2 separate regions of the Homo sapiens genome follow, and region 1 is linked to region 2. A link is a loop called in an ENCODE intact Hi-C map of the cell type or tissue named here. Cell type or tissue: PC-9. All regions are shown on one strand. Links, peaks and the distances in the headings refer to the core of each region. The heading gives the core; the rest is flanking DNA. Region 1 overlaps CACNA2D3 (calcium voltage-gated channel auxiliary subunit alpha2delta 3). Region 2 overlaps CACNA2D3 (calcium voltage-gated channel auxiliary subunit alpha2delta 3).

Evidence for each region. Hi-C counts contacts between places; a loop is a spot of excess contacts. Peaks named below come from ENCODE experiments on the same cell type or tissue, not always from the same donor. Only the 100,000 strongest peaks of a DNase experiment are listed, where the experiment ranks them.
Region 1: it touches region 2 in a loop (3-fold over the local background); 7 of 110 quality-filtered maps call a loop at or near these places.

The regions. Positions count from the first base shown.
Region 1 is chr3:54,941,626-54,958,014 of GRCh38, reverse strand. The region is part of intron 27 of CACNA2D3 (calcium voltage-gated channel auxiliary subunit alpha2delta 3); the gene reads right to left. It also overlaps a transcript of LRTM1 not described here. Among named protein-coding and RNA genes, the nearest start is that of LRTM1, 22 kb to the right of the region's middle. RefSeq lists enhancers at 1,188-2,179, 3,173-4,165, 4,166-5,158. In PC-9, for the core only: no CTCF peak of the experiment used is centred there; a DNase peak (open chromatin) is centred at 8,314.
Region 2 is chr3:54,861,286-54,877,674 of GRCh38, reverse strand. CACNA2D3 (calcium voltage-gated channel auxiliary subunit alpha2delta 3) reads right to left here. Exons shown (of 38, transcript NM_018398.3): 18 at 6,053-6,136. CACNA2D3-AS1 (CACNA2D3 antisense RNA 1) reads left to right here. Exons shown (of 7, transcript NR_046666.1): 5 at 521-659; 6 at 1,364-1,406; 7 at 1,965-3,070. Among named protein-coding and RNA genes, the nearest start is that of CACNA2D3-AS1, 32 kb to the left of the region's middle. In PC-9, for the core only: CTCF peaks have their summits at 6,948 and 7,153 (motif pointing left); DNase peaks (open chromatin) are centred at 4,244 and 7,084.

The DNA.
Region 1 (16,389 bases), core at 4,219-12,218, 79 kb before region 2:
GAGATATCAATTATTCTCAGGGAGTTTGCTCTCTCCAGACATCTACCTCTGCCATCCATGTGGTTTGGACTCTGTCCCAAGAGCAACAGAGAGCAATGAAAAGGTTCTCAGCAGGGGAGGGAAGGATGTGAGACACAAATAGATTTGTGCTTTGGAAAAATCTACAGGGGAAGTTGCTGGGATGCATGGTTTGTGTCTGGGGGACTGTGTAGGGGTCATGCGTGCTCATCCTACCGGGTGAGAGATGACAGACGGACTGGCATGGAGCAATGGGCACCAGGGATGGAGAGGTGTGATCTTGTTTCTAACCCTCCTGACTGGGTGGGGCCTGGAACCCCTGAGTTTGCCAAAGGCCCATCAGTCGTATCTGAATCTGGCCAGTTACAGCACTTCCCCACCGGCCCTCCCTAACACACACACCAGACCTCAAGGCTCTGTCATTTTAGTTTGATAAGTTTGAACATGCTTTGGCTTCCAAGTAAATTATTTAATGAAACATATTTCTCTGCTCACCAGATATGTCTCCGAATTACCTAAGACTTATTCCATGATGAAAATTATTTTATGGTTGGGTGTGGTGGCTCACACCTGTAATCCCAGCACTTTAGGAGGCTGAGATGGGATGACTGCTTGAAGCCAGGAGTTCAAGACCAGCCTGAGCAACAGAGTGAGACCCCATCTCTATAAAAAGTTTTAAAAAATTAGCTGAGTGCAGTGGCGTACACCTATAGTCTAAGTTCCGTAGGAAGATCACCTGAGCCCAGGAGTTTGAGGCTGCATTGAGCTATGATTGTGCCACTGAACTCCAGCCTGGGGGACAGAAACCCTGTCTCTAAAAAAAAAAAAAAGAAAATTATTTTATAACTTGATTCATAGGAATTATATCACATAGTAATCATAGCAGTAGTAATAATCATAATTAATCCCATTTATGAAGCCCTCTAGTATGTGCCAGGTGTCTGCTAGAAGCTTAAAAAACTTTATTGCTAATCCTAATAACATCCTGCAAACTTGATATTGGAGAAGAGCAAGGGTCATAGAAGAAAGTTATGGGCCTCAAGTCTCCTACTAAGAAGTTACCTTCACCCCTGTTTTCAACCTATACAGCAAAGGCAAAGAGGTTTCCCTAACTGTAAGATGTAGTGTGCTCTCGGTGTTCTTTTCTGTCAGATAAAATGCAAACTGGAGGTATCAAGGTAAGTCATTTGCTACCTAAACACTCTAGAATATTTGCACCAATTAATGCATCTAAATATTCAAATGGGTTCTGTCTTCCCCTAGGTAATGATGACTGATTTGCTTAGGTGATTAGGCCATTACCTTAAGATTACTCTGAGAACAAATTACCTAATCTGGAGGTAGAGTTAAAGAGCTCTCCACTAAAGAGGCAGGGTCTGTAGGATGAGCAGGAATTTATGACAGCCTAAGACCAGTTGAAGAGGGAGTGGGGGAGAAAGTATTTTTGGCTGTGCACAAAATCCTAGGTTGGTAACGAGTTTGAAAAGACTGAGAACGTTAAGACCATGTGGCCCATGCAAGTTAGGAAGCTGCATTTCCTGGCCTTTAAAAGACAAAGACAGGAAGGTTAAAACAAAAACTGGTAATTATTCTGGGGATAGCCTGACACAGCAAAATTGTCCCCTTGGTGGTGGGTCAACAAGACCATCACTTTCTTTTCCCGGAATCTCCAATTCATTGTACATGGAAAGGATGACTACACCAGGAACAGCCAAGGGAAGACCATGCGCTTACGGGTCTGCTCATGCAGCAAGGCAGCCTGGCAAGGCAAGCCACTGGGCTTGGTTCCCTCTGGCCAGGGAGATACCCACTTCAAAGTCAAACACCTGGGTGGCAGATATGATCAGCTGCAGCAGACCTGGCCCAAGGCAGATCCTCCCAGAAGAGCTGCACATGAGGTGATTATGAGGAGGGAGGGGAGGGAGAAGGAGACAGGGAAACATTAAGGAGGGGCGGACGGCACTCTGGAGTAATCACGCACTTTTTTCCCTCTCATTTCCTGGAATCTCAGGACCTTAGAATATGTGGGAGTCAGCCCTGGAGTGGAGAATACCAATTTTTTCTCTTCATCAGGCAGATGGCGAGGCTGGAAAAGCCATCTTCTGTTGTTAAGCCACTGCTCCTTGACTCTCACCAGGTTTCGTGAGCAGGCTTAGCTGGTCAGGTCTCCTGAGGGTGGGCTGTGAGGTGGGGCTGGCACTTTCCCATCTGATTTGGCAGGTCAACTCCAACTCCTTCTCAGCAGGGCCAATACCCAAAAAAGCCCCCTCGGTAGACAGAGGCCTCAGGGGAGAGCCAGGCTGTCTGATCTCAGTGTCCCTCAATTTACACATTTCTCCATTCCACCAACATTCTGTTGGGACTCAAAGAATGATATCCCAAAGACTGGAGCTTTGACATGCTGATAGACCTTAGAAGCTGCCTCAGAATCAACGTTCCTCTAGCTTAGTATTGTTTCTCCTCTTATCCTAAGTGCAGGGAGGGACTCTCTTTGGAATATCCTCATCTGACCAAGAGAGCTTTTTTTTCTTTTTTCTTTTTTCCAAAAGAAATGCAATTGTCTTAAACCCCTGCCCTAGAAATCTCATCAAATAACCAGGAAAGATCAATGACCAGAGAAGAGAGTGGGAGTCATCACCAGCCCAGACAGACTTTTCATCTGTTCTTCTGAGAGTAGCTTCAAGAGATTACCTGCGGGACATTATCTGCATAATAAGACAACCTTTGTCCCTGTGCAGCTCTGCCCCTCACCTTCCCTAATGTCTGCCCGTCTCCTCCAGGGTGGGTCCCCATCTCCCCTGTCCCCTGTGAAAAATGTATATACAGTATGTAAGCTTCTGTACCCCACTGGGTTATTGGATAATCATTCTCCTACGATTCCCCATGTTACGTACGTTCGAATAATTTTGTATGTCTTCTCTCCTACTAATCGGTCTTTTGTCAGTTGATTTTCAGCAAACCTTCAGAGGGTGAAGGGGAAGTTTTCTCTACACCTCTCATATTCCCTAAGCATAGCTGGTGCCCAGTAAGCATTCAATAAAAGCTAGATGAGTAAATGAATGAGCAAATGCACTGTGGTCCAGACACAAGGAGGTTAATCGGCGCCTCTCATGCTGTCTCTGAGAAATAACTCTGAAACCCAGTTGTTCTTCTTTCTGAAGATTCCTGGCACCCCCTGGCTCTTCTCTGTTCCCTCAGCTAAAGCATTCCATGCTTAAGGCCTCAGGGAAGGGAGGACACACAGGAATCCAGAGAACAAAGAAGCAGATTCTGGATTTTTGACTCTCAAAAGCTGAGGCCTGGGGAATCTCAGGGCAGGAAGAAAAACAGGGGAACTGCCTGGGCCAGTTTGTCCTCTCTGCACCCTGTCTTCTCCACACCCTACCTCCAGCCTCCTGAACGAGCTGCTCAGGAAAGATGATTTGGACTGGAAAGGGAAGAGAATCAAAGGGAAGCCGAAGGGCTGGTAGACCCCGACAGAAAGATATGCACCCTGATGTCTGGGCAGGCATCTGCCTTCCTACCTTGGGTCTAACTCTGGAAACTACCAGAGCAGTGAGGAGTATTCTGCTCCACACAGTCCTTTCTCTCCTATTGCTGGGAAGAATGTGAAAGCATCCCTGCTCTAAGCCCTGCTACTGCCAGAAAGGAGACAGCCTCCCAGAGGCCACAGACAGACAACTCAGTGGGGAAGTGTTCGTGCTCCCGCAGGCTCTTCAGAGTGAGGCCCAGGGAGCTGCCGACTGACTCGAAGGTGACCTTCCCTTGGAATGAGGAGGCCATAGCACTGACCTGTGCCTGGACTGATGACAGAAGACCAGATGCGACTGGGTGACTCAGGAAATGCCTGCATGATGACATGATTAAATAACCCCCTCTCTCTTTGGCCTCAGGTAAACCCTGGGAATAGGCAGAGAGACACTGAATTCATGGAAAGTTCTTGCCTACTAGGATAATGAAGACTTCTGATGGAAATTAGGTTGAATTCAAATAAAACTGCATGGATGGCACTCCTGAAATCTGTGGACTGAAATCTGTGGCCTCTGCTTATTCATGACACAAGAACATAAACAATGGAGCACTTAGCAAAACGGGGTGACCTCAAGAGGCTACTCAGACTCCAAGTCCCAGGCCTTTCCTCAGGTCTGCTTGGGGCTGATCCTGGAAGAGAACCTAGGGTTGTGCGCACTGACTTGCAGTGCACCCCCCTCACCCACTCCCAGTGATTCCCACAGCCTGTCAAGCTAGCAGAGGCAGGAGCCCGAGGTTGCCCCAAGCGTTCACAGGCAAGGGGGAAACAACCAGCACAATGGCTTAATCCTCACCTCCTTCCCAGCTCCTGGGGAACTGGACCTTTTAGCATGGACAGAAGTCTTTAAAATAGAAAGGATCGTGGATGTCCAAGTATTGCAAGAAGTGGCTTTGAGAGAATAAGGTCTCCTGAGGCCTTGTTGTAATGACTGGTACTTTTCCTCTACGCACAGCATGGGCCATCTGACCACCAAGCGCGAAGGCTTCAGCTGCGTCCCATGATCTTGGCCCAGTGCTATCTGTACTGAGGGTGGGGAATTTCATGAGTCTCACCTCTATAGGTAAGAAGCCGTAGTGTTACCGGGCCCCACCACTTTAGCAGTTTCTTAGTTACTATCTGTGTCTGCTTCCTTCCCAGATTTGAAAATTTCAGACAAACTTAGGGCTGAGTCCTGCCTGTTTCATGTACATGCAGCATGCCTTCAGAGTCAGTTTTCTCATTTGCACAATGGGAACAGGAGTCATGCACACCTTATACGTTTGTGCCTTAAATGAGCTAATGTATGTCATGAGCCTAGCACAGTGCCAGGCACATAGTAAATATTCAGTAAATGTCACCCACACATACACATAACAACAGGTATGTACATTAAATACATGCATTATTTAATCCATATCCTGGTTTCCTCCCCTGCAGTTGAGTCTCTGTACAGTTTTTCCAAGACTGGAGAATGACTCCTGCTCAACAATCCATCCACTAAGCAGACTCCATGTCACCTTCAGGAACATTAGGCTTCAAATCCCTATGAAAAGTTTCCTCCTTTGTTGCTGGAAGACAAGTAAGCCAGACCTAGTGTCATCTCAACCACCCAGAACATTCCCAACTCTGCTGAATTTGTAAAACATCCAAAGAGCACGTGGAATCCTCATAGATAGATATTGTCATTGTCCCTCTGTTCTACAGCTGAGGGCATTGAGGTTTTGGAGTGGCTGGGCTGGAAAACAGATGAGAGAGCTTTCCCATCTGGAAGCTGGAGGGAACTATGCGGGCACCAGAATTTGAACCCATGAACACCAGATCTTTCTGACTTCAGAATAGAAGCAGAAAATAAATAACTATAATGAATGAGCCAAAGGGACTCACCTAAAATTACTTCAAAAAATATGCATTTAATGACCCTGTCCCTATAGAAAAGATTGACATTCCGTCTGCTTAATATGAGATTGGTAAGTCCACATTTTCTTGCAAGTTTTTGCCTCATGTTTTATTTTTTCTTTCCCACATCTGTGAACTGATCTGTCTCTGAGAGCCCAAAAAGAGCTCCTAAGATGCTCATGACATCTTCCAGAGCCTCCAGACCCTTCATGTTTGCGGCCTCCCTCTGAAGAAATAAGACAACTGGGGAGCCTCCTGGGAAACTAGGCAGGGCCCCAGAGAGATCAGAGCCCTGGGGGGCTTAGTTTCTAGGAAACCTGTGCCCACAGGGGTGCTGCAGAGTGCAAGGCCAACATCCTTTGTCTCTAAGAAGGCGGTTACAGAGGGAAGAAATAGTATAGAACCAACAGGGGTGCAGGAGGCAGTTTATAAACACAGCTGGCCAGCCAGGCCCAGTGGCTAACATGTGTAATCCCAGCACTTTGGGAGGCTGAGGCGGGCAGATCTTGAGGCCACGAGTTTGTGAGCAGCTGGCCAACATGGTGAAATGCCATCTCTACTAAAAAGACAAAAATTAGCCAGGTATGGTGGCAGGCACCTGTAGTCCCGGCTACTTGGGAGGCTGAGGCAGGAGAATCATTTGAACCTGGGGTAGGGAGGTTGCAGTGAGCCGAGATCGCGTCACTGCACTCCAGCCTGGGTAATGGAGTGAGACCGTCTCCAAAAATTAAAATAAAATAACAAGCATGGCTGGTCCTAAGAAGACAGAAAATAGAATTACTGAGGGCCCACTCTGGGCCAGGAACCCACCCTGTGTTATCTTACTTAACTCTTCAGCCATCCTGCAAGGGAGAAGATGTTTTCTCCATTAAAGAAAAGGTACACGGCGGTTCAGTGACTTAACCAGGGCTGTGCAGTTGCCAGGACTTCTTGGAACTGGGACTGGAGCCCTGCACGCCTGACTCAGAGCCAGCCGCCCTGTGGCTCCCAGGCTCTCCTGTGGTTCTCAGTGGGGCTGCGTCACCCCCTAGGGGTCTGTTCTGGAAGTCTGTAGAGATGCTTCAAAGTTCACAGTAACTGAAATCCTACAACTCACAGGACAGCAGCCCCCCACCCCACTGCCCCCGGGCCGCACACCAAAGAACAGTTCCATGTCCCTAATGGTGTCGATGGCTTGGAACTCTGTTTTATGTCCAAATACAAAGTATGTCTTGCACATGGAATTTTCTAGAAACATTACTATAGTGCTGTGAAAGAGAGAGATGGGTCTTCTTTATCTTGTCTGCGGCTTGGCTATTACAGAGGTATCTGGCAGGATTTGTGGGTGAGATGTCTACATAGTGGCCACTGCATTGACAGATTTTGCACCAAAGTGCAGCACAAGCATCTAGCTACTTTATTCTGTATTATCTTGTAGTTATGCCCCAAAATATTACAATATCTATTTTCCTATTATAAACAACTCTCAACTAGTTCTTGATATTATAGTTGGAGCGTTCTGTAGATTTTTTTGGCAGCATATAGGAAAACAAGTTACATTTTCTATGAATTTCATTTGGAGATAGTAAAGGGAATATTACAAATGATTATTTAAAAGGAGCCTTGGGTGTGAGAAGACTCAGGACTGTCCTGGCTTCAGTTTCCCCTCTGCCACTGAGCCCAGAGAGTATCCTCTTTATTTTCCCTCTCACCCCATCTTGTCTGTGGCTCTCCTCTCCTGCTCTTGCCTTGAAAGCACAGACTTGGCTCAGGCAAACCTCACATGTCACCATGCTTCCTCTGTGCGTCCCTTCCCGTTTATTTTGGCCCCGATCAAGGTGCAAGATATTGGTATCTGAGGCTCAGCTCAACTGATGGATTTCCCATCTCACAGCCGAGCAGTAAAAGAACGGGTTCCTTTCGTGAGTAGAGAACCTGGGTCCTAGATAAGGAAAACTGTTGAGGCTGCCCTGCCACAGCCTGGAGCTGTGCAGGTCCACTCTCCTGTTGGCATATTTTCTTTGATCAAGCAGCATTCTTTGAATTGCTGGTAGGCTGGGAAACAGGAGGAAGCATTGCAAACTGCTTCTTCTTGCACAAAGCATCTTAATTATAATTATTGTCAGCATTATATCGCTGCCTTGCAAGATGAAGAGGGAAGGAAGGAACACTGCAATTTCACAGCATACACAGGTTCCCTAAAATGAGGAGGGGGTTGCAAAGAGTAAAAGAGCAAGGAACAGAGCCCTCAGCAGATTAAAAGGGGCCTTTGTAGTGGCTGCATCTGTACATTAAAATAAATCTCTCCCAGCACTAAAATAACATCTACGTTCATTTGGGCCAGTGCCACATTCAGCATTTAAGAAATTTGACAAAACATTGCTTGAGCATGTTGAAGTTTGCCAGCTCAGAACAAAACAAGAAAGCTACCTCGGCTGTATGGAAATAGTTCTCCCAGTTCCCTACTTTTCACTTATGACTCCCATTTTCCAGCTGCACTTGAAAGAAAAAGACTTCGCCCTTTTTTCAGGTGCCAACCACTTAGCATGGCCCTGAAATGCACAGCAAATTGCCACTGGAGGTGGTAGACTTCAAGACGAATCTTTTTCTTTTCCCCTAAAGGAAACTACTAGAGACTCTGCATGCCTGATGAAGCCTTTAATAGCTAGAGAAACATTATTTGGGGTGGCCCTCAGGTAGACTAGACATGAATAATGCCTCATAAAAATAATTACTTCTACCCAGAGCACAGCATGCCAGATGAGCTTGGCAGGGGCCCAGTTTTCAGAAAGAATCACAGGCAAAAAAAGTCTTCCATCCAGGAGCCTAAGGATGCATCTATCTGTGGCAGAGACCACAGTCACTTCTGTGGAGTGTGCCCCTGCAAAACCAGTTCTGAATTTTTCTGAGGCCCTGACCAACGATGTTGGGCGGTTTTTCAGGTTACTGTTTGCAACACAATTAGGCCTGAAATAAGTGACCAATGCGCTTGAGAATGTTGATAATGTGCCCTGATTCCAGTGCTGCCCCTTGGGTATGGCATCAATGGGTAGATTTACACAAGTTCTGAGCTGGAATGGTGGAGTGGGCCATTGAACCCAACCTGCTTATTTCATAAACCAATAATGAACGATCCAAAGAGGCTAGCAACTTGCCTGATGTGATTCATAGATGGCTCAAACTAATTTGAACTCCAGCTGAGCTGGAATAATAGACAGCTGTTACTTTTGCCAGCTGAGCAGGCATGTCCCCTTTTTTCAGCAGCAGAGACCCTCCCTCCTTATCCACACCTAGACCATTTCCTTTGGGGAGCTGTCATGACTCCAATTTCCAGTCCATGTGGCATGTGTAGGCTTCACCCTCCACCTGCTAGGCATAGGGATGCATCCTATGCTCCTGTGCCAAAGTGATAGGCACTGACCAAAACTATATCAAGGAGAACAAGCCCCAGGACATTGAACTGAAACTTTTAGGAAAGAGGGGGTTTCTTTCCACTGAGTTTGCCAATCTGCTCAGATGAATACTGGGGGCACTGGATGAGGAAGGCCTGCTTGAGAACAGGGCTGACACAAAGAAAAGTAAAACAAGAGACTGAGAAACTTGGTGATTTCAGCTGAGCCCCAGATCCAACTGTACCTGAAGCTGGTTATAACTATGGACTTTTTAGTTACATGAAACAATGTATTTCCAACCATCCCCAAATAATCAAATAATCAACTTCCTTTAATTTACTGATTTTGCTTAAACCAATCTGAGTTTGGTGGTTGTTGCCTGCACTAAACAGCTCCTGACAGATGCAACTGTAGTCTAGTTTGGTAGGAGATGAGCAAATTATCTTCATGTATAGAGATCTGTCACATAAGCACCTCCATGCAGACAGTCAAATACAATAGCTGACAACAGCATGGGCATGAAAGGCAAATCTGTGGCATGAATGGTGCCCTTCCCTATTTCATGTCAAGTGTCTCTCATGAAACCTAGTATTCCTTCCAAGGAGTCTCATCATCCTTCCAGCATAGTGTGCCTGGCAACCATGACCATCATCCAGTTGTACCGAGTTAGCTGATCATGCAGAGGTGCTCATGGTGAAACCACTGCAGGAAGATGCTACCTTTGCCCATACTAGTTGAATGTACATAGGCCATTGAACTGCTCTTAGTAACCAAGTTCTGGACAATGAAGAAGGCAAACACATATATGCCCATGAAGGGCCTAGTTGCTAACCTCTTGGGAGCATTTTAATTTTTTTCTAATGACAATTATCAAGAATCTTCCAGTTTTTACTGAGGTCAGGTGTGAGGTGATACAGTGAGAGAATTACTCATCTGGATGGGCTCTCAAGAGGTCACCTGGAATGGACCTTGGGCTCACATCACACATACTTTTCTAGTCAAAAAGTTTCCTATCTCACTCTCTAGTCAAGACAACCAGGGGAAAGTGAGCTGGGGGTGAGAGGAGAAGTAGAAATAGAATGTCATTGTAATTTGAGGTCATAGGAAGGTCGAGAGCACTTGATGGGTGATATTCACCTGGACATCACCATCTCCTCCGTAGAAGGTCTGCCCTGTATTGAAGGAGAAAGGCCAAGACTGCATTTCCTGGAATCTCCCCCATCTGTGGTTCCAGATTAGCATTTGCCAATAAGGAGCTGGTGCTAGATTTAGAAGGCAGCAAAGAGACAGAGGCCATGTTGCTCTGGAGGCAGCTGCAGGCAAATTTGTTGGCAGATGTGAGGTTTGAAGCAGCTCCCTAGTGAGTGCTAGAGAACCATTTACATGGATGCTTCCTGACCCACATCCCCAAACATTGCAATGATTATAAAAGCTTCTAGTTGCCTTAGGGCTAGCATCCAAGCCCTTCATATTTGGAATACATAGGGTAACTTCTGTTCCCAAGACCGAGTCCTGACTGATAAGAGTCAGGACCTCTTATTTTCATGGGGTATAGCCAGAGCAAAAATTTCCTTTGCCTGCTACTAAGTCTCCACTATCTCCATACTATAATCAGGCCTATTCCCAGGGCATCAGGCCACTGTGGGGACATCTAGCACTCAAAATTTTGTGGATATATGCTGCTAACCCACAGACTCAACAGTATAGGTTCTCCTGCAGGTACACAGGAGAATGCTTCAGTGCCTCCTGAGAAGTCCTATCCTGCACTGGCAGATGCCAGCTGAGATCACCTGGAATCCTGGTATTCTTTTTCTTTCTCCCTGCTCAGCAAGTCCTAACCAGAGCCTGTTATACACCTTGTTTTCTGTCTCTTAGGTTTGCATTAGCACTGCTTGGAAGATTATTCCACCCTTTTCTTCTGTTTCTTGGTCTACTGGAAAAGTTAAGAGGCAGCATAGAGTAAAGGTGGGCTCAGAATTAGAATCCAGTGATCCCACTTACCAGCTGTGGAAGGGATTTAGGCAAGTTACTTAACCCGCCTCTGCTCAGTCTTTAAGATTATGATGATGAAAACTGGATCAAGCACAGTGTCTGGAACACAGTAAGAGCTCAGTAATTGTTAGTTTTGGTATTATAGTATTTTCCTAGAATGGAAGATCACTTTCATTATGGGGTTCCAGAAAAGATTATTGATGACCCAATTACTTGTCTAAGGCTCTCCAGGTAATTCTAATCATCTTAAATGCACTATGGTCACAGGCAGATTAATTTTTCACAATGCTTAACTATTTTTATTGACACAGTGTTACAATTACAGATAAAGATCATTCACACTACAGCTCCATGCCTTAAGAGTACTCTCAGTCAGGGACTAAATGGTCCCATCATTTTTTTTTTTTTTAATAAACCACATCTACTTCCAAAGTTGTATGTCTTACCTTTCATTTCTTCCATGATTTCGGGTGTTTAAGAAAGGATTGGATTCTTTGCATCCAGTGGAGAAGTGAGCAAAGCAACATGCTTTTCTGAGGTTGGCCAAAATGCTAGCTCCCCCCAGGTTTGCACCCAGCTTCCATGAAAGGACGGCTCTCCTGTCATTATTTGGCATTTTGCAACAAGGCCTTGGTGAAAGTAACCTGCTCTTCTTCGTTAAGTCAAACTTTCCACTGGAAGGGCTGTTTCTAAGAGGCTTTCTCTTCTTTCCTGCTGCTAACGGCCCTCACATCCCCCCTCCTTTCATTTTCTTCCCCTCTCTATATTCTCTTCATCCAACAAATACTGACTGAGGATCTCTGTGCTGGGGACACAGTGAAGGATGTGACAGCTCAGGTGTTCCCTGGGCTAAAATCTCTGAAGGCATACAGATATTATGCAACCAATAACCATTGTGGTGGTCTGAAGACATGTACAGGATGGGTACAGGAGTATAAGAGGGGGCACTCAACCAAGTCCTGGGGACTGGGGGAGAAATGGTTTTTAACCTGCAGCCTGAAGCTAGGGGTGGAGGTAAGCATTAACAGGCAAAGTGAGAGGCAGGGAAAGAACATGAGAAGCTAAGACACTGAGGTGGAATTCCATAGAACTGAGAGTCTTTCAGGACAGGCACATCAATGCATACTGCTTTTTATTTCCTTAGCAGCTTCCACTTCTATTTATGGCATCTTAGAACCAAGGAAATGTGATAATGAGGCAGGGTACTCGTTTTCCTGCTGTTTGGAAAGAGCTAGGCGAATAAGCGTGGCAAAGAACTCTTGTGAAGAGCAGGAGCCGGGATAGAGGTCAGGCCTCCTCCTTTATTCCAACGAGGATGGCCCCCGCCATCCACCACCCTACCTACGCCTGGCATTACCTCAGCTTTGCTGCATTGCCCACTGACTACCTGGCAGAAATAACTTCTCTGCATGCTGCAAACCCTGCCTGGTCCCTGCCTGATTCCCAACATACAATGGCCCAGGACACCTATAATCTTGAAAAAAGCAAGGCTGCCTATAGACACCTAATGGGGTAGTGATAGGGAACCACTGTCAAACCTGCATTTGGTGGGGCTGGGGACTGACTGCACTGGATAAGCTTGAGATTCCATTGGGTGGGCTGAGAGGCACTGACACTAAAGTTTGAAGAACTTACATAACTTGCCCCAGGTTATGGTGCTAATAAGTGGGAGGGAATGGAAAGAAGTCCAGGCCTCCTCAAAGTCTGTATTTCCTATGGATAGGCACCTAAAAGACATTGTTCTTGCTCTGGAGACACTCATTGGCTCCTAGGGAAAAAGAGATACATGCCTGGGCTGGATACAGGAGAGAGAGGTCAAAAAAGAGATGGCATTTGAAGACAGGGTGGCCCTACTTGGCCACTTTCGAGGCCAAGATACTACAGAGTAAGGCTCGGAGAGCCAGATCCCCTGGCAATTCTAACCACTGCCACAGACAGACTGGAGGGCACAATACTAGCAGGTATCAACACCATGTATTCTGCTGCACATGCCACAGACACCAACTTATATATTCCTGAAAAACTGCTAATGTTCAGATGAGGGAGGGAGGAGGGGCTGAACTGGGAAAATGAGTACCTGCATGCTGATTGATGGGAATTCCTAACCTTCCTTTCCCTGCCCAGCTCTCAGATGCTGACAAACAAGCTTATAGCCCCCAAACAAGGCCTAGAATTACTGTCATCTTCCCCATTCTCCAGTTTGGCTAAGTTTTCATTGATTCACCCAATAGTAAAGTCTATTTGTGGAGAAACTTTCAATCTGCATTTTAGTGCCTCACTCTTAAAAGTGAACTAGGCTACAGATATTTGGGGAGAGCCTTCACCTTGAAAAAAGAAAGAAAAACAGACAACTAAATGAGTTAGTGTTACAGCAGAGACAGCAAACACACACACACACACACACACACACACCCCCAGCTCTAACTACAGTCAATATATTCAGAGATAAAAGAAGTTATTGTGTCTTTGAAACAAGAAAAGGCTGCTATAAAAAATAACTCTTGGAGGCTGGGCGCGGTGGCTCACGCCTGTAATCCCAGCACTTTGGGAGGCTGAGGCAGGCGGATCATGAGGTCAGGAGTTCGAGACCATCCTGGCTAACACGGTGAAACCCTGTCTCTACTAAAAATACAAAAAAATTAGCCAGGCAGGGTGGTGGGCGCCTGTAGTCCCAGCTACTCAGGAGGCTGACGCAGGGGAATGGCGTGAACCCGGGAGGCAGAGCTTGCAGTGAGCCCAGATCATGCCACTGCACTCCAGCCTGGGCGACAGAGCGAGATTCCGTCTCAAAATAAATAAATAAATAAATAAATAAATAAATAAATAAATACCCTGGGAAATTTAAAATAAAACAGTCAAAATATACAAATGAATTTAAAAGTAGAAAGATATATGTTGGGAAAAGAAAACGTGGCAGATAATAAAACAAAAAGACCTAAAAAATAATCTAAGAAAATTTCCTAGAACTGAAGGATATGCATTTCTAAAGCAAAAGAGTTCGCAGGTCCTCAGCACAATGAATGAAGTGAACTCACAGCATCCTGGCATAATGAACATGCAGAAAGCTTCTAGGGTGGAGGCTGGGCAATCCTGTTCCTACCAAAGGATATGGAAATGGTATGATATCAGACTTCCTAAACAACACAGGAAGTCAAAAGAAAATGGAGCAATGCCTTCAAAATTCAAAATGATTTTCAGCCAGGTATTCTATGGCCAGTCAAATGGTTAGGAAACGAAGGCATGGAATGAAGACCTTTTCAGAGCTACAAGGTCGGAGGAAATTTTACCACCCTTTCTTAGTAAACTACTGGAAAATGTTCATCACCTAAATGAGAAATTAAGTCAAAAAAAGAAGGCATGAGGGTTTAGGAGAAAGGGGGAGATGACAGAGAAAAATAGGGAAGAGAAGTCTTAGGTGCCTGCATGCCCAGCAAACCTAGAGAGCTATTAGTCCGGACTGAAATAGGATGACACAGAGAGGGAGATCTCACCAAAGCAAGATGAAATAGGCAGAAATACCAAACATTTAGAAAATAGTAGTAATACATATTTGAGACATCTGATGAAACACATGGGGGAAAATTTAAGATGAGTAGAAGGAAAACCAAGCAATAAGAAGACCAGGGGATTTTCTAATCCAGGGAAAAATAACATAAAAAAGAAAACACATACCATGCTATTAAAATAATAGAGAATGTACATAGATTGTCCTAATAATATATTCGCTGACTAATTAATCAAGAACAATGAAATGGGCATACAGTCATGTTGGTGGAATAGGAAGAGGGCAGGATGAGCCGGTGTAAAAAGTCCAAAGCACCATGTATTAAAGGAAGTAAATACACATGTCTAAAATTAACTAAAAAACGGCAATCTTAACTTGACAGTGAGAAACAGAGACACTAAGAGAGTTGGAAGTGGTGGCCTCTAGGAAGTGAGAATAGGGGTTGGGAATGATGGATCAGGGCATGATTTTTTTCTTTTTTAAAAAACATTGTTATTATTCTCATTTTTTTTTTTTTTACCAGAGATAGCGTGTTGCTATTACCCAGGCTGGAGTGAAGTGGCATGATCATAGTCCACTGTAGCCTCGAACTCCTGGGTTCAAGTGATCCTCTTGCCTCAACCTCCCTAGCAGCTGGGACTACAGGCACCTGCTACCACACATGGTTAATTTTGAGTTTTTATTTTATTATTATTTTTGAGATGGAGTGTTGCTCTGTCGCCCAGGCTGGAGTGCAGTGGCACAGTCTCAGCTCACTGCAACCTCCGCCTCCTGGGTTCAAGCAATTCTCCTGCCTCAGCCTCCTGAGTAGCTGGGACTACAGGCACGTGCCACCGCGCCTGGCTAATTTTTTGTATTTTTAGTAGAGATGGGGTTTCACTGTGTTAGCCAGGATTGTCTCAATCTCCTGACCTTGTGATCCACCCGCCTCGGCCTCCCAAAGCTCTGGGATTACAGGTGTGAGCCACTGTGCCTGGCCTAATTTTTTTTATTTTTTTAGAGATGGAGCCTCGCTATGTTGCCCAGGCTGGTCTCAAACTCCTGTCCTCAAATGATCCTTCTGGCTCAGTCTCCCAAGCTGCTGGAATTACAGGCGTGAACCAGTATGCCTGGCTCCTGCTTCTTTTTCTTTTTAAAACATCTTTAGCACCACTTAAGTTTTAGAAACTGCATTCATATATTACTTTGCTATAAAACCAAGTTACTTAGAAATAGAGATGCATTAAGAGGAGCATATAATCAGCAGATTCAAGGTCCCAGCCTCAAGATTCAGGCCTAAAACTATTTCCCTCTTCGCTTATTTCTCCCTGTGCCCAAATCAGAAGGTGTGCATGCTCTCGTGGAGGCTGCTGCCACTGTGGGAGGGGATGGCAGAACTCAGGGGGAGAGGTCAGCCCCTACTTCTTGGGCCAGAGTCTGAATCTTTGAGCTTTGACTGACTGCCTGTTCAGAAGGTGAGTCTTAGCCATGCTGGGACTTTCAAGGGACCATGGGCTGGCGTTAAAAGCACTGACACACCTGGGCAGAGATACACGGTTGTATCACTGCCCTGTTGCAGAAATCATTCTGCAGATGCTCTGGGATGCCATGGCTAAGGTAACAAAGGATTGCCAGGCTCTAGCCAACACTTCCTTGGTAAACCCTATTTGAAGTTCCTATGTGACTGAGGACGCATTTTTACAAGAAAGAAACTGATCCCAAGAATACCACTTGTGATGATCTCTGGATGGAATGATTTTCAAATAAATCAAGTAGGTTTACTGAAAGGCAGCTGTCATTGCCATTTCACGAGGTTGAAGTTTATCCCATGGTGAGCAGTTTCCATTTTTACTACAGCCGAGACAGGTGCAAACAGAGCTGCAGAACTGTGTGGCAGGGAGGAGGCCAATGCATGTCCCTGAAGCCTCTCCCCAGACCCAAGGGACTCACCCTAGCCTTTGACTTAATGTCCCTTCCTCTAGAGGTCAAAGACATCCATGCGAACCCTCGTGGTTAGAATTCTACCAAGATCCCATTAGCAGGAAGAAATTATTACTTTAATAAAACTTAAACTTGTAACATCCCACAAACCATTAAATGTTATGGGTTGTCTTGTC
Region 2 (16,389 bases), core at 3,048-11,047:
GCCTCCTTTAGTCTTGCCCTTGTCTTAAATCATAACAAAAACAGGTTATACTTATTGAACCTACTAGTGAAGCAGGATGGCACTGTAGTTAAGGAATGGACTCTGGAGCCAGAGCTTTATGATCTTGGGTATCTCGATCACTTACCATCTCTGTGACTCAGCTTCCTCTTCTGAAAAATGGAACTAATGCCAGCACCCATCCCATTAAGTTGTAGTGAAGACTGACGAGTCAATATTTAGAAGAGTGTCTGGTGCCTCCCAAGCACTCAATACATGCTAGCTATCCTCCATCATCATCAACACCACAGTCAACAGTATCTGTATCATCGTCATCCTCATTACCATCTTGCTCATTTTCACTTAGTGTCAGACACCTTTCAGTAGCTTAAAGCATCAGGATTCGGACTTGAGTTTGCTTGAGGCAGATGCCCAAGCTCAATGTTTTCCAAACTGTTTTGACTTTGAGCCATGTAAGAAATACATCTTACTCTGATGAGCCCCTCTCTATCTCCTATTTTAGTAGATTTCGTTGCTATGTTGCTCATGAACCACTAAATGGATTTTGTGACCTCTCCTCCAACTCCCCACATTGAAAACTGCTGCTCTTAACTGCCTGTAGGTTTACATAGACCGAAAAGGAGACAGCCCCAGGTAAAGAGGTAAACCACGATATCGATGTTCAAGTTTTGCCACTGACACAAGCCAGCTGTCCCGTGACCTCTCTGTGGCTCACTTTCTTCCTGTTTCATTCATTCTGTCTAAAGTGTTCATGAGTGAGGACTCCCAGATCCCAGGGATCCTGTCAGGGGCTATAAAAAGGGAGGTCATCAGATTCCTATGAAATTCGGATACTACTGAGAGATACTGTTTACTGAGTTCTTACTGAGCTCTTACTGTGTGTCAGGCACAGATTTTAAACCCCTCAAACTTATCTTCTGAGGTGCTGTTATTATCTCCATTTTACAGGTGGAGAAATAGGCACAGATAAGAAGTTTGCCCAGGGTAACGAGGCCTCTGCCTCTTGAGCCCATGCTCTTAACCTCTGCTTCCCAAATCAGAAGAGAAAGCACTTGGACAACATTAAATACTTTATAGCATTAATATAAAAATCATATATTATTTCTGAGTTTTTAAAAATCAAATAAAATGTTTTAACAATTGACCACGTCATAGTCTGAGGTCCTAACTTCCTGGCAGACTCTTCTACGAGCTCTAAGTACTATGATCTAGGGTTGACAGGAAGGTGGCTTTCTGTCCTCCTTGCCAGAGGAGGAAAGGGAGTTTGATGACTTAATAGACTGCCCTGTGAGAATACAGCACTGTGAGGCTGGAACATTCTAGAAATGTCACTTTTTTATCTTAGGAAGCTGCGGCTTGAGAAGAGGAGCAACTTGCCCAGAATCACAGTGAGTGGCACCCCTAGGTTGTAAGACGGCAGAGGAGTCCTAAGCACAGGCCAAAGTGATGGGGAAGAGCAATGCAATCAGTCCCCACCTAAGGCGGGGAGGGCAAGATGTTCACTGCTTTGAACTTGCCACTGCTTGGATTTACAACAGTGAACAACTGGAAAAATGCAAATGGCCTGGCGGAGGAAAATTTCCAAACAAGTTTTGATGTGCCCATATGTTAGCATATTATGTAGTCATTAAAAAACCCATGTGCAGCTGTTCAACTTAACACATAGTCAGAGAAAGGCAAATTAAAACATCAGTGGCATACCTTGATTTTTCCATATCAGATATCAAGCATTCGCAAGTGTGGTAATGCAATGGACATTAAAGCAGCTTGTACCACAGTGTACTCAATAAAATAAAAGGTAAAATCTCCTCAAGCTGAAAATACTCATCTGGCGACAGTGATCAGCCTCTCCGCTCTCTGGGAACCACCCTTTCCCCTGGGCCCTGCATTGTCCAGTTCAGATGTGCTTCTCCAGAGCCCCTGGTGAATGTGTCTCTCTTCTGCAGTGCTGAAGCAGAAGCTCCTTGGATAACCACTCAAAGCACCCACTTTCCTGCCAACCTCGTTACAGGTGGAAGCCACGTTTCCTGTTTCATTGTTAGTCTGCTACTCTGACCAGCCATGTTACAGTTCATTAAGGAAGCTTTCCCCAGAGATTCACTGGCCACCTTAAGTTGTGTGTATGATTATGGAATGATAGCTCGTGCTCCTAATGGTGGCTCATTGTCCACATTAGAACGTGAGCCTCACCTTTTCTGGTGCACAGGCAGCCTGCATTTCTAAGCCCCTAATGACATGCAACCACAGACAAGCTGGCAGTTTAAAGAGGAAGGGAGACACAGTGGATAAACAGGTCTGTCATTCCCAAGCAAGCATTCAACCAGCGTAGGAAAACAGACTTGAGCATGGAGAACCTGCAAAACATTCTCTCTCTCTTCCTCCTCCCCTATGTGTCAGTTTGGGTTTGGAGGGGGTGGGGGAGTGCTGTGCTTAGTTTGGGTGTCCAGAGCTCAAGCATGAGCTGGAGAGACACTCTGGGAAGGGTATAAAAAAGAATCAAATAAATGGACTAAGGTCTCAGAAATATGTCCCATGAAAAAGGCTTTTTTGCCTTATAGGGCTTCGGGCAAAAAAGACTCCGGAGAAATTTTCCATCAGAGTCATCATGGGTATGAAGCAATGTAGTTGCCTAGAGGGTAGTAGGGGAAAAAAGGCTTTTACCACAACAGAAGGGATTGTAGTTAGATTCAAAGCAGCATCTATGGGGCAGTACTCACAACAATACCATGCAGACAAACATCTGTTTAGCAGCTACTATGTGCAAGGCACTCCCTATCTTTTCTGCACCCCCCGAGGAGGATAACCCATATACTATGCGTCACTGAAATAGAGTCTTCAAGGACTCCTGGACTCAAGGACTTAAGGGCTCTCTCCATGGAATATCCAAGTGTCAAGACCACGGCTCTGTGGGCCAGGCTGCCTGAGTTGGAATCCACACTCTATGTCCTTAGGCCATTACATCCATTCTCTGCCTCAGTTTCCTCACCTGTACAATGGAGATAAAACACCCATTTCATAGGTTCACTGTGATAAATAAATAAGTTCACTCATGAACTTAGAATGGTACTGGTGTACAGGAAGAGCTAATATATGGCAGTTATTATTTTTATGAGTTTTTTTCTATTAATAATCACATTCAATGTGGAAAGCTTGGGAATGACTGGAAGTTAATAGGAACAAAACAAAAAAATCACCCTCAATTCCTTGTGCCATCTCTGAGAATTTATAACCAAAGGATAAACGCTATTTTTAAGATAATTTTCCCTTCCCAGAGGGGATCTACACTGGCAATTCAGACTGGGCTATGCATGTCTCAAAATCCCCTGCTGGCACACGGGTCCGCCAAAGATCTGCCCTACTTATTGTATTCCTGCCCTGATGCCTAACTCATCCTGCAGAGTGGGACAGAAGTCCTGCTCATACTGCTATAAATAGTTTTAAATTGTTGTCTTTTTTTCTTTTAATTTTAGCCAGTCTATTTTATATACATTGTAACAGTATATATGAACTTACTTCATTTTTGGAAGTATGCAGGTTATAACTGTGGTTACTAAATTCAGGAGCCTACTTCCTAGAGAAGTAGAACTCACCTTCCAAGAAATTCTCTGCATCTGGGCAGACTCTACTGCTTCTTCCTCAGTGGGCTGTGCTTACATGTTCTTTCCTAGATTTCAACCTAAACCCTGTCCTCTGCTACTCAGGTGCAAATCCCAAGGCCCAGCACATGGATATGTAAGATTTTGTGCAGACTTCACAATGATGCTTTCTGTAGATTCCAGAATTCTCCAATTAGTGACATGCAAATCCCCAGGAGAGAAATGGTGGTTTGGGTTTTCCCAAGTCAAATATGTTGATAGAGAAGGAATTCACATTCCAAATGCACCATATTCCAAGGCGACAAGTTAAGAGACTCAAACCAAAGACGTAACCAGAGAACAATTTGTGCAGAACAAAAGCACTGGACTTGCTTGAGATGTCCAACTCTGAAGTTGGACAGACAGAACGCAGTCCTGGGTGTCATGTGGAGGTGAAGAACACACACGTGAGGCTGCGAATCCAATGCCTGCAGCTCCAACGAGAAAGCAAAGTAGGATGAGGAGATACAAAGTGTTCCCAAACTGTGATTACTAAAGGAGACATTCGCTCACTGAAAATTAGCTGGGGCACAGGTGATGACTGGAGTGAGCTGAGTCATACATCTCTTCAAGTAGCATGCAAAAAGGGAGACGATTCAGTGAGGTCACAAACAAGCAAACAACAAAAAAAATAAATCAACAGATAAAGTGAAGAAGGAAGAGGAAGGGCAACAATGGAAAGTCCCCTCCAAAGATTCCTAGCAACTGTAAATCCACAGGACATTCATTCATGACAGGGTCCCCTGAGGACTGAGGAGGTCAGAATAATACTAACAATGGCTACCACTTGTAGAATGCTTACTTACTCCCCAGAACAGTGCAAGTACTTCTCTGTTTTTCAATCTATTAATCCATTTAATCCTCAGAACAGCTCTATGAGGTGGGGACAACTGCCATCACACTCATTTTCTTGGGGAAAAATAAAACAAAGAACACAAAATAAAACTGAAGTCTAGAGAGGCATAATCACTCACCCAAGACAAACATCCGGCAAGCAGAGAAGGCGGGATTTGAACCTGGCAGGAGTCTAAAACCTGAGTGGCACTCCTCACAATTGCGCTAAGCCAGGGTGGGCACATTAGGTGCAGGACAGTCCTAAGAACTGACCGGATCCTTGTGACAGTGTTTAAGGAATAAGAAGATAGAAAACTCGACCATGCTATTGAGCTGACACTATGTCAGCTCATTGGCTTGCGGGGAAAAGGGTATGGAGGAGGAAGGAGCTTTTATCAAATGGCAAAGTTATTTTGTCTAAACTTGGGTTTAAGTAGACTTAGAGCAGATGAAGAAGAAAAGAGGCTAAGTTTCTAAAACAGGTATGGCTCTCACATTTTACCAGCAAGGATGAAAATGAGAGATTTATGCTAGTTGAGCTGGTGACAAAGTGCAGAGCGTGTGGAAAGAAGGAAAGCTGCAGCGGAAGCACTGTGATGCTGGCCCCCTGTTCTGGAAGGCATGAGAACCCAGGCTGGGCTTTCAAATGGTTCTCCTCAACATCCCTTTGGAGAGCAGGATGCAGTGAGAGATGGAAACAACGCCAACTCAACAGTGGAACTTAAGAAAGGACCCTAGACGAATCTGGGAGGGTAGGGCAGAGAAACGTGGCCTCAGCACAGACACACTCTTAGAAAAAGGGAAGAGTAGGGACCCAGATGGAAACACCTGGGAAGTTATGATTTAATTAAGGAGAGTCCACCTGGATTCACACAAAGGCAGCCGTGTCTAAGAAATCTGATTTATTGAGGAAGTACCAAGAAGACCTGACAGGGTTAAGTCATGGGTATAAGGAGAGCTTTTGATAGAGCACCATAGGCTGAATCTACGTGGGGAAAAAGCATGGGGTGCAATTGCAGCAAGGCCAGAGCAGAATGAAAGGCTGGGAAGGTACAGGAAATGGGCAGCCGACCAAGCAGGAGAAAAGTGAGCCTGCAGAGCCCTGGGCTGTACTCTGAAAACAAGGGCTGTGCCAATGAGGTCCTGACAGGTGAATTCTTGCTGCCCAGGAACCTGCCTGCTTGGCCTGCAGGCACCCTGACTTTGCACCAGGCAGAGCCTGCTGTTGCCCAGCCAGGTTCCACTGAAGATGTCAGGGGCCATCCACTGTACTGGGAAGAAGGCTGGAGTCATCAGCTGCAGAGGGGACCAGCGTCCGCAGGGGGATGGTTTTAGTAGACTGCACAAGCAGCTGGGGTGGCTGGCCTGTCTGCAACTGGTCCGACTGACCGGCTGAAGAGTTATAAAACTCCACACATGGTACAAAGGCCCCTTGTCTCCACGTCCCTCTGGTAGCCAGGTGTCCCTTCAGTGGGCCTCTTGGCCAACTCCTGGGATCGCCCCCAGGTACAGAAGTGGGTACAATGCAGGTCCTTCTCCACGAGGCCTGAAAACAAATCACTTACCACGTCATCTCGGTCTTCCCACTCCACCTCAGAGAGGTCAACGCTACTATAGTTAGGTTTCCTTCGCTTTTTTCCTTCTTCGTACTAGCAAGGGGAAGAAGAAAAAGAAAAGAAAAACAAAAGTCCGTGAAGTCATCAGCCAGGGCAATCTTTACCTTCCCAAGTCCTGTTTCATGGACAGGGCTTGGGAGTGGACCGATGAGGGTGAGAAGCCCAGCAGGGTGACAGTCCTAGGGACTTTTAATGACAGGAAAGCCAAGGTCAGATGCCTCTAAACATTGGCTCCAAGTTGGGAGTAGAAAAGTTAACTCTTTGCTTGATATGAATTTACCTTGTAGACTTCTTGGTTTCCAAAACACCAGATGCAAAGGAAAATCTGTCCCCTCCTTGAATGGGGGGTGTGTGTGTGTGTGTGTGTGTGTGTGTGTGTGTGTGTGTGTCTCCACCTATATGGTATACATGTAAACAATGTAAATTCTGTAAATCATAGCAGACTAGTTAGCAGTTGGATTTGTCTTCCCATTGAATGGTGTGTGTGTGTGTGTGTGTGTGTGTGTGTGTGTGTGTGTGTGTGTGTGTATCCCAAAGCTGCTAAAACTCAGTCCGTGATACGAGAAAGGGCTTCTTACTTACATTTACCAAAGAATCTAGTCATATCCCCCTATACTTTATAATTCTCTCTCCTCTACCTTTTGTCTCAAACCTACCCGTACTCCTTAGCTAGGAAGCAAAAGCACTGATCTCCAGAGCTGGGGCTGGGCTCAGCATACTGGTGGCATTTTGCAGACACACAGAACCATCTATTCGCTGTCACACTGGCCACAGCAGTACTGAACTAAGCATGGCTCCTTTACCTGGAGTAGATGAGGGTATTGGGAATCATAGCCAGATGTAATGGCTGTTAGGGCATTTCTCCGGAAAAGCTGATGAGTGCATGAATAACTGGGGAAGTGGTTTTAGTTTTCTCCCCTAAATCACTGGTGTTAGTCACCCTGCAAGCCTACCATTTTATCGACCGGACGTTCTTGTGTCTGGACATTCTTGTGTCTTGAGGCCTTTCATGCTGGTTGTGGGGTGTTTATAATGTAGGAAAGTCTGCCCTCTGCTGCAGGCTAAGGATTAGCAACCCCTTTACACGTTCATCAGTTACGGTTAATGGCACATTGGAAAAATATATATGCATGTATACTGCTTTCTTTTTCACTTTTCTCTCCAGCTTGGTCATCTTTTGATTTAACTGGAAGGTTCTAAGTGAGATGCAGGGTCAGTCTAAGTGTTTTAAGACCCCAAAACCATAGGTTGCCATTTTTGACACTGATCAGCTACTATGGAGACAGGTGCTGAGGCCATACTGGGCATGAAGGAGAAAACTGCCACCCATATGTTGAACCAGACAAGTGTAAACTGACCCCCAGTGGGATGAGGGGAGGGCCAGAAGGGGTCGATCTTGCACCACTGTGGTGCCAAACAGGGCCAAGTGTCCACGCATGCACTCTTTTCTTACCTGTCAACTGCATTTCAGGAACTCTGCGACCTCTCTGGAGACTCCCCCTCCTCACCACTACCTAGGATGGTGCCTAGCCTCCTATGGCCAGTGGGCTCTTACCACCCTGATCAACGGTGAGCCCACCCCACTACTCTTAGGTTTTCAATTAACAGACATTCACGGTCAGTTTTATGACATCAGATCCACTCCAGATGAAGGGGAAGGAAAGTGGTTCCCTCAGAAGCCACTGTAAACAATAGCAGATTAGCAGTTGGATCTTGTTAAGGAAAGTTCCTGTGTGCATGGAAGCCCTGGTCCTTGTGAGATGCAGTCTTGGGCTGAACAGAAAAGAACAGCAACGAGGTCAACCGGAGTTGTCAGCAGCGGTGCCTTGCCCCTCAGTGTGGAGGAGTGCGGGGCAGGGATAGTAGTGTCCCCCTGAGGACTTAGAGTCAGACAGTCGTTCTGGACCTCTGTTACCTAAGAACCATTACTGAGAACTATTAGGTACCCCAGAAACTCACACAGCCCAGATCCTGAACTTCACATGCAGAACTTTCGTAATTTCTTGGGTAGCCTGATACTGGATCTAAACTGTCTATTTTGAGGAAGTTCTTTCTTTGGTCACTTCAAAGTGCTTCTTTATTCATTTATTCAATGCACATTTATTGTATACCTACTACTAAGTGCAAGGCACTAAAGATACAAAGTCAATTAAACAGTGCTTCACTCTTTCCCAAGGACTTACTTGTGGTTTATCCTTCTTAATTCTGCTTCTTTAAGGTCAATTTATTGCCCATAATGCATTTGGGAAAACAGGTTCTCACAAGTTAAATAAATTAAATCACAAGTTAAATAAGATCGCATAGCTTGTATGGTAGAGGACACCCCACCCAACACCAGCCTCTGTCAAATTTTCATGTCTAAGCCTCATGTTATTTCAACCACTGTTAAAGAGCTTTGAAAAAAGACTACAAGCTCCAGAGCAACAAATGTTCCTTCGTCCTCAAAAAAAGTGTCCACGTGTCTTTTTCAGAGGAGAAGGTCACAGTGGCTCTGCCGTGTCACACCACTCACATCACATTGGGTGTGTGATCCTGAGCCAGGTATCCAGCTACTCCAAGCTTCCTTCGTCAGTTACAAAATGGGTAAAAACAATAGCACCTCCATGGCAAAGAAAGGTTGAGAGTATTAAATGAAATATTGTATGTAAAATGGCAAACACATTCCCAGGCACAGTAAAATATTTTAATATTCAGCTAGCAAGATTCCTGAGAGTCATGCATTTTGTGGAATGACACAGGCTCATTGAATAAAATTGGCTAATATCTCATTTTCCTGAAATGAAGAAGACCATTCAATAATTTTACTGGTCACCATTCTGCAAACCATAGGCAGACAGAAGCTGTTTGTTGACTATGATGGTGTCAGACAATCACATTCATATGTCTCTGCTTGGTGTGGAGCTTACAAGTTTGAACTGAAGACTCTCCTGGCCGAAAATTCATACCTGCGCTAAAGAACCCAAGTCATTTTAGATGGTATTTGGCAAAGGTGGAATCAGCAGAGAATTCTTGACTTCTGATCCTCCCCAAATGTCTTTATTCGTTTTTTATAATCTCTCAATAAATACAGTATATTTCACCAAAAAGGTATTCAAGATACTTGGAATGATTAGAGAGTGATGGAATAAAAGATTTCCCATCATACTAGCCCATGAGCCACCATATTCCAGCAAGTCTCTATAGTCTAATTTCATGGCAAGATACAGATCGGGGGTAGGGATACTTCCTCTGGAACACTGTTTAAGAATGCCCTTCTACAATGTCTGCTTAGCCAGGTACGTAAAATGGGTATGAAACACTTTTCATTTGGGTCTTTTTTAGAGAATAAGCTCCTTTAGAATATAAACAGTCATGCAGCAGAGTGATTAATTTGAGTGAGAAAAGGAAAAGTCAGTGGGCTGTTGCATAGATATAACAGGCCAAGAGCTATGAGACAACTCTAATGTACTAAGCCTAAATCCACCTACCTCTTTTCCCCTACTAAGAAACTACATTAAAAGGCCAGAGAGTGGCACTCCATTAGGAAGGTTCCCATGCTTTGGCCTGCCACCACCCATTCCCCATGTTTTCCAGGTTAATCACCTCGGTTTTCCTGTAGGGAACTCCTTGGGCACCACTCCCATTAAGCATAATTCTAGTGAAGGTACAACCATCCTTCATGTGGCCTGATCAGTGGGGGAGGCCCACATCGCTCCAGGATGTCACTGGTTCAGAGGTGGGTACATAACCCACGCAAATTCAAATGAGATTCAAGAGATTCAATTTGGGATGCATTCCTGGATTTATCCAGGAAAAGAGGAGTTGCTAAGGTGCCAGGATGGGAGCTTGGAATAGCTCATGGCCATCTCTGCCACTACTTGGAGAGAGTCTTCCTGGGCATGAAGCCAGTGCAGGGAAAGCAGAGAAAAGATATGAAGAGAGTCCTGAAAAGGTGGTGTGTGCACCTGGATCAGGCTGTACCTGAAATCCTTGGATGTTTCATGTATCAATACTTTATCTCCATATTATCCCCCTTCCCTTTTAAAGGCCTTTTTTTTTTTTTTAAAGCTGGCTTAGATCTTAAGCATTGAGTAGTCAACAGAATTCCAACTTGTATATATTTAGTTCCTTTATTTTTTTCTTTTCAAATGAATGGCTTTTAAAGTACATGTTATGTGAAGTATTCACAAACACTGGTGCTTCCATGATTATTGAGGAACATGTGATTTATAAAATGCCTCACTGTTTTCCAAGATACACGATTGCGTCTGGGCACAGTTGATTTCTCCTTGCCTACTCCCCCTCGCCCCTCACCCCCATGAGTGACAGAAAAAGAACTAAATTCTCATATGTCCAACTCCCATGCCCAATCTCCCTTCTCCCATGCAGTTTTAAAAGGGGACAAATCCCAGGTCCCTCGGCTCCACCACTTCTTCTTCTTCTGCGTGAGGAGTTGGTTACCGGGGCCTAAGCATCGTGTATGGCATTTGTTAGTGTATCTATAATCTGTAACTTCCTTTGAAAATGTGATTAACTAATTGCAAACGGTTTCCAAAGGTTTATAAACAGATACTTTGAGAGCCACAGGTAGGTTTGTAGTTTTTGGTGCCTGTTTTACGAAAAAAATCTGTGGGGGAGAGTTTAATAAGGAAAGATATTCTGTGCTATGAAATACTTCGAGGTGGAGTTTCAAATAAAGGCCAGATGTGGGGAACACACAAACAAGCCCTTGGCCTAGCAGGATGGGACGAGAGGGCACTCATCCGAGGAGCAAGCTGGAACCAGGACTTGCCTGCAGCACAGAGCCTTCCTGGCCATATTTAATGGTCTGGATACCAGCACCCCTTTGCGTTACCTAGAGACTGACTTTGGAAGCACAGTGGGCTGGGCCAAGATGATGACCATGTTGATTTAAATAAAACAAAAACCCTTTGCTCTTTCTGTGTTCTGGGAAAGGCCAGAGGAAATCAGCTGTACACATCCATGCAGCCTCTGTGGAACAAATATTGTGTGTGCTAATAATTGATAATCTATATGTGCCACTCCATGCTGCCAACAGGAAGGAAGGGGATGGGGTGGGAGAGGAAGAAACTTTGCCCAAAGCTAATGCCATCTGGACATGGGGTGTGACCGAGGGCTGACAGCCAGCGATTATCTGGGGCAGATGTTTCTCTCCCAGGCAGCCGCAGTCCTCAGCTGGTGAAGACCTTTACCACTTCCTCTGAAGCCCTGTGTCTTCTCTCCTCCCCAAGGCTCAAGGGACCATTTCAGGAGAAGGGATGTAGGTACGCCTTACTCCTCCATATGCAAGAGATAAGGACCAATGGCCACAGGGCACTTCATTCCTTCACTCACTCATCCATTCTTTCCCTCATTCACTCATTTGTTCACCTACACAATCCAAAATACTGTTGGACACCTAATATTTCTCAGGCTCTGTGCCAGGCCTGGGCAAGCCTTGGAGGGCATGGAAAAGCACCCAGGGAGAATGAGCTCCCACCCTCATGTTCTTGATCCCAATTCACTACCAGTGAATCAGGCTTCATCAAGGGAACCCATTGAGAAGGGTGCTTAAAGCCAGGGTCCTGGAGTCAGACTCTGATTCTAATCAGTTCTACATGCTGTGTGGTCTGGGGCTAGGTGTGCACGTCTCTGTGCCTCATTTTCCTCATTTTCCTTATCCGTAAGATGGAGGTACGGGCACTCAGCTTACAGTGCTGCACTAAGAAGCAAATGGGTATAAACATGGTTTAGCAAGGAGCCCAGCACATCCTGTGTCTTAATAAATATGGCCTGAAAACACGCCCATTTGGCCAGTACCAATGGCTGATACTGATTGATGAGATGCAGCAGCCCCTGCCCCCATGCAGCTCACCCCTAGGGAGGAAGTTCCTTCACAGGCAAAGGGAGTTCATAACAGTATCTTGTTTATAAATAGCCCTATTCCTTTAAGGAGATTGTTCGACCTGACTTGGTGCTCATTTGTCTCAAGGTCAAGGCGAAGGCCAGAGGGGCCTGTGGCAGAGTGAGGGCCTCCTCCCCTTTGATTCCATGTTGCCAGCTGCACATCAAGGCCTCTGGTTGCAACAGACTCAGAGGAGGTGGCCCCGGGGAAAGGCAGCCCCAGTGGCCTCTGTCAGCCCCTACTCCCTTGGGGATCAGTAGCGGGAAGGTGGGGGGCATGAAGTCACAATCTAAGTACTTTGAGAGAGTCACAATCTAAGTACTTTGGGCATTTGGTGTTTCCTTACTTTCCCCCTCTTATCCATGTAATAACGGCTCATTGTTGAAAATTTGGAAAATAATGAAAAGTATACAAAGTGAAAAGTATATTGCCCTTACTAACACCACACCGGCGTCGGCACCTGCCATTCTGCTCTCTTTCCCAAAGGGTAAAAGTACTTTGAATCAGTTACTGTTTTCACTTTTCAAGGTTCATTGTTTTCCTAAAAAGGAATTTATAAAATGTAGTAACTAATCTTGTTCTGCTTTCCAAGTGAGTGCCTTTAGAAAAGAATAAAAAAGCGATTATTCCCCCACTGGGCAGTTTCCCCCTGCACTTCCCATCATTCGTCATGAAGGTGAATGTTTCTGGTGCCAGGCTTTGTGCTAACAGCGGTACGTGTCTCGTTTCATTTTCACAACTCCAGGTGAGGGATAACTGCTTCAGAGATGGGAAAACGCAGCACCCAGGAAAGGCAGGTCACGTGGTGACATGGCTGACAGGCAGCAGCATCGTGGTGCAGCCAGCCCAACCTCGTTTCTGAGCCTGTGGTCTGGTGGTCACCGGCCCTCGGCACTGCCTCACCTGAGGTGCTCTTCTCCTGGCTAATGCAGGTCCTTGGTTCAGGTGGCAACTGCTGATGGGACTGGACCCAGAAGACCCATTAACAGTCACAGAATCACATTGGCAGTCAAATCCCACTAGCCGGTCTTGTCTCTGTTACCAGCTGACTCATTTGGCCTGCCCTGAAACTGAGCTTGGTGGCCAGGGAGAGGAGAAGCAGTGTCAGATTAAGAACACCTAGGCCAAAGCCAGGCACAGTGGCTCGCGCCTGTAATCCCAGCACTTTCGGAGGCTGAGGCAGGTCTGGAGTTTGAGACCAGCCTGGCCAACATGGCAAAAACCCATCTCTACCAAAAAACACAAAAATTAGCTGAGCGCAGTGGTGTGTGCCGTAGTCCTAGCTACTCTGGAGGTTGAGGCACAAAAATTGCTTGAAACTGGGAGGCGGAGGTTGCAGTGGGCTGAGATTGTGCCACCGCACTCCAGCCTGGGCGACAGAGAGAGACTGTCTTGGAAAAAAAAAAAAAAGAACACCTACAATAAACTGAGTGGCTGCAGTGAGTTAAGCAGCAATATGCTGATGCCCAACTTACAATATCTTACTCAATTTCACCAATATCCATCTCAGGGCCTCAGGGAACCCTTGTGGTATGGGAGGATATCATTTCAGCTTGGATTTCCACTGAAATGGTGCTGTCTCCTTGGATGTGTGACTCCCTGACAGCCCAGATTTCTCTAGACAAGATGCCCAATGGGACGACATAGACATTATGCCAAGAGAAAAATGCCAATGAGCCTCTATTCGGAGATGTAATCTTACATGTCACGGAAAGATGAGAAGCCCAGATATACTGCAGAGAAAAAGGGTCATGAGGGTGTGTCAAAAACCAGCAGGAAGGTGGGAAGGAGGCAACGGGGCATGTCAAGACAACAAGCCCTTTCCTTTTTCTAAAAGGTACTGTGCTCTTATTAATTAATGTTTTTAAGCATCTCAAAGATGAAAAGTTGTATGTGCTCTCTTAGTATGATTACAAAATCCTTTTGATCGCTGTAAAACTAAAACAGCTTTGGTATTTTTTTTTTAAAAAAAAACAACAATTAACAGGCTGCTTTGAAAACCTGAATGACCTTTATCTTAATCAGTGTCCTCTGGGTAGCCATGAGTCACACACAGCACTGTGTGTGGGGAGGAGGCGGCTTAGCCCACCACCGTTTTTGTAGGTCAAACACGCTTACCACACCGAGGCTGGATTTAAGCTCCCATTCTCAAAAAGCCAGTTGGTCTTGTAACAGCAAGCTAGACATAAAAATCAAAATAGTGCTGAGTAGTTGAGCTGGGAGGAACCTTTCGTGCCGGCAATGGGACAGAGAACAGGACACTCTGAAAGCAGGGAGGGAGAGTGGCAACTCCATACCTCTGCTGTAGGCAAAGGAGTAACGCTGAGAAAAGAATGCTCCTCGGCAAAGAGGAAGGAACACACACAGATGGGCATGCAAAATAAAGATCCATGTGGGCACCCAGGGGCATCTGCTCTGATGAGTTGGAGCACTTAGAGGCAAACAAAACCGTCTCTAAAGTCTCCTCGACAAAAGTTAGATGCAAGACAGCCTCGAAATAAATTTCAGACAGGGCTGCACTGAGTTCTCGAACGTGGATATATGCCTTCTCCAAAGCCAAGTTCATAAAAGTTTTCAGAAACTGCTGTGTCATTAGAACATCCAGGGTAAAAAAGAGGACCTCTATAATTTGAAAGTATGTCTGTGACATTTGGCAGGTAACTTTTTAAAAAATTTACAGAACTTTCTTTGACATTATTCCTTTGAGCAGTTGACCATATCAAAAGACTTTTGGGTATGTGGAGCCGTCAGACCGTTTTGAATATGAGGTACAATTAGGGACAACTAATTGATTCTAGTTTTGAAACTGCAAAAACATTGACTTCCTTTATTCACTCAAGTAAAATCTCAAAGTAGTATCCATCAACACTACAAAATGTTAACTTTCGAAAGATGCCACGGCTAACCACCACGGAAGAGGGAGTTCTCTCTTGTTGGTTTTCCTCCTGTGGTAAGTAGTTCGGGCCCATTGACTCATATCCTGTCACCCCATTTCCAATGCCTCTCCTTAACTTAGTCCCTGGGCAGTGGACTCTAGTCTCACCATCTCTGAGATGGCTGAGGAACAGAGAGAGCCTTCAACTTCAGGTTTTTATGCTAAACGACAAGCAGGGCAGGAAGCTGGCAATGAATTTGCAAGTGAAGTTAATAAAGGGATGCAGGCAAGAGGGAAAGAAATTCTTTCTTCCAAGCCAACTGCCATTACCTGATTTATGCCTGTAATAGCATCAACCAACAACCAACGTCAGAATGCTGAGCCTTCATCACGTGTGCGTGTGTGTGCGTGTGTGTGTGTGTGTGTGTGTGTGTAATTTTATTTAGGGAGATGCTTGGTTTAATAGCTTTATTTTGTTTTGCTTTTCCTGCTAAAAATTGTTGAAGATACTTATGAAGGAAGAAAAGACATGAAGGGCTCCATCTTTGTGGCCACCTTTTCCATGAAAGAAATTTCCCAGATCCTTCCAGCTGAGTCTCTCTCCTTTCTCAAATGGGGTGGCCCTTCTTCTGCAACCCTCTGAGGATACTGTGCTTTACAGTATAAATATGTATGTGACCACTTTGTACACATATGCTCTAAGCCCCAGCCATGTTCCGACTACCAAACTGAGCTGGTTCTTGTCCATCATTGGTCCGTCTTCTCGACCGGATAGGTGATCCAGCAAAATACTCAGTTTTGATTTTGTGTGTGTGTGATTCTCAATTACAGTGATATGTCTTTTTAAAAATGTTTCTGGATGCATGCTGGTCTGAATAAACCCAAGAGAGCTCTGATGTGATTCATAACTCAGAGGAAAGCCAAATGTCCCTTGTAAGACTGAGTTCTCTGGGTCTTATATTTGCCTGTGACCATGGAAACACAGGCAGGAGCTGGAATGGGTGAGTATAATCAGAGAAAGTGGCGTGAGCCAGGCAAAGCAAGCAGCACCCATCAACCTACCATGTCCATTGCTTCTATCTTCTAAATGCCTCTTGGAATTGGATCATATCAATCTTGCCGTCAGCTTAGTGTCAGCCACTGTGATAGCTCTGCCCTTGATAACAAGCAGGCATCCCCTAAGCGGTCTCCCTGCCTGTACTCTAACCCTTCCAATCCATTCTCCAGGGTCCAGCCAGAGAGATTCTTTCACAACCCAAATCAGATCATATCACTGCTTAGGCTGGAATCCTCATAGCTCCTCATGTCCTAGGTGATGGCACCCAACAGTCCAGAATTCCACAAGTCCCTGTGACTTGGCCTCTGCTTGCTGTTCTGGCCTCTTTCTCGCCACTCCCTGCCTCTCACTGTACTCCCCAGCTAGACTGAGCTGGCTGCTGAAAATGTCATCATCGTTCTTGCCTTCAGGCCTCTGCACATGCCACCCCATGTGCTCTGAATTCTCTTTACTCCAACTTAGGGTCGTGG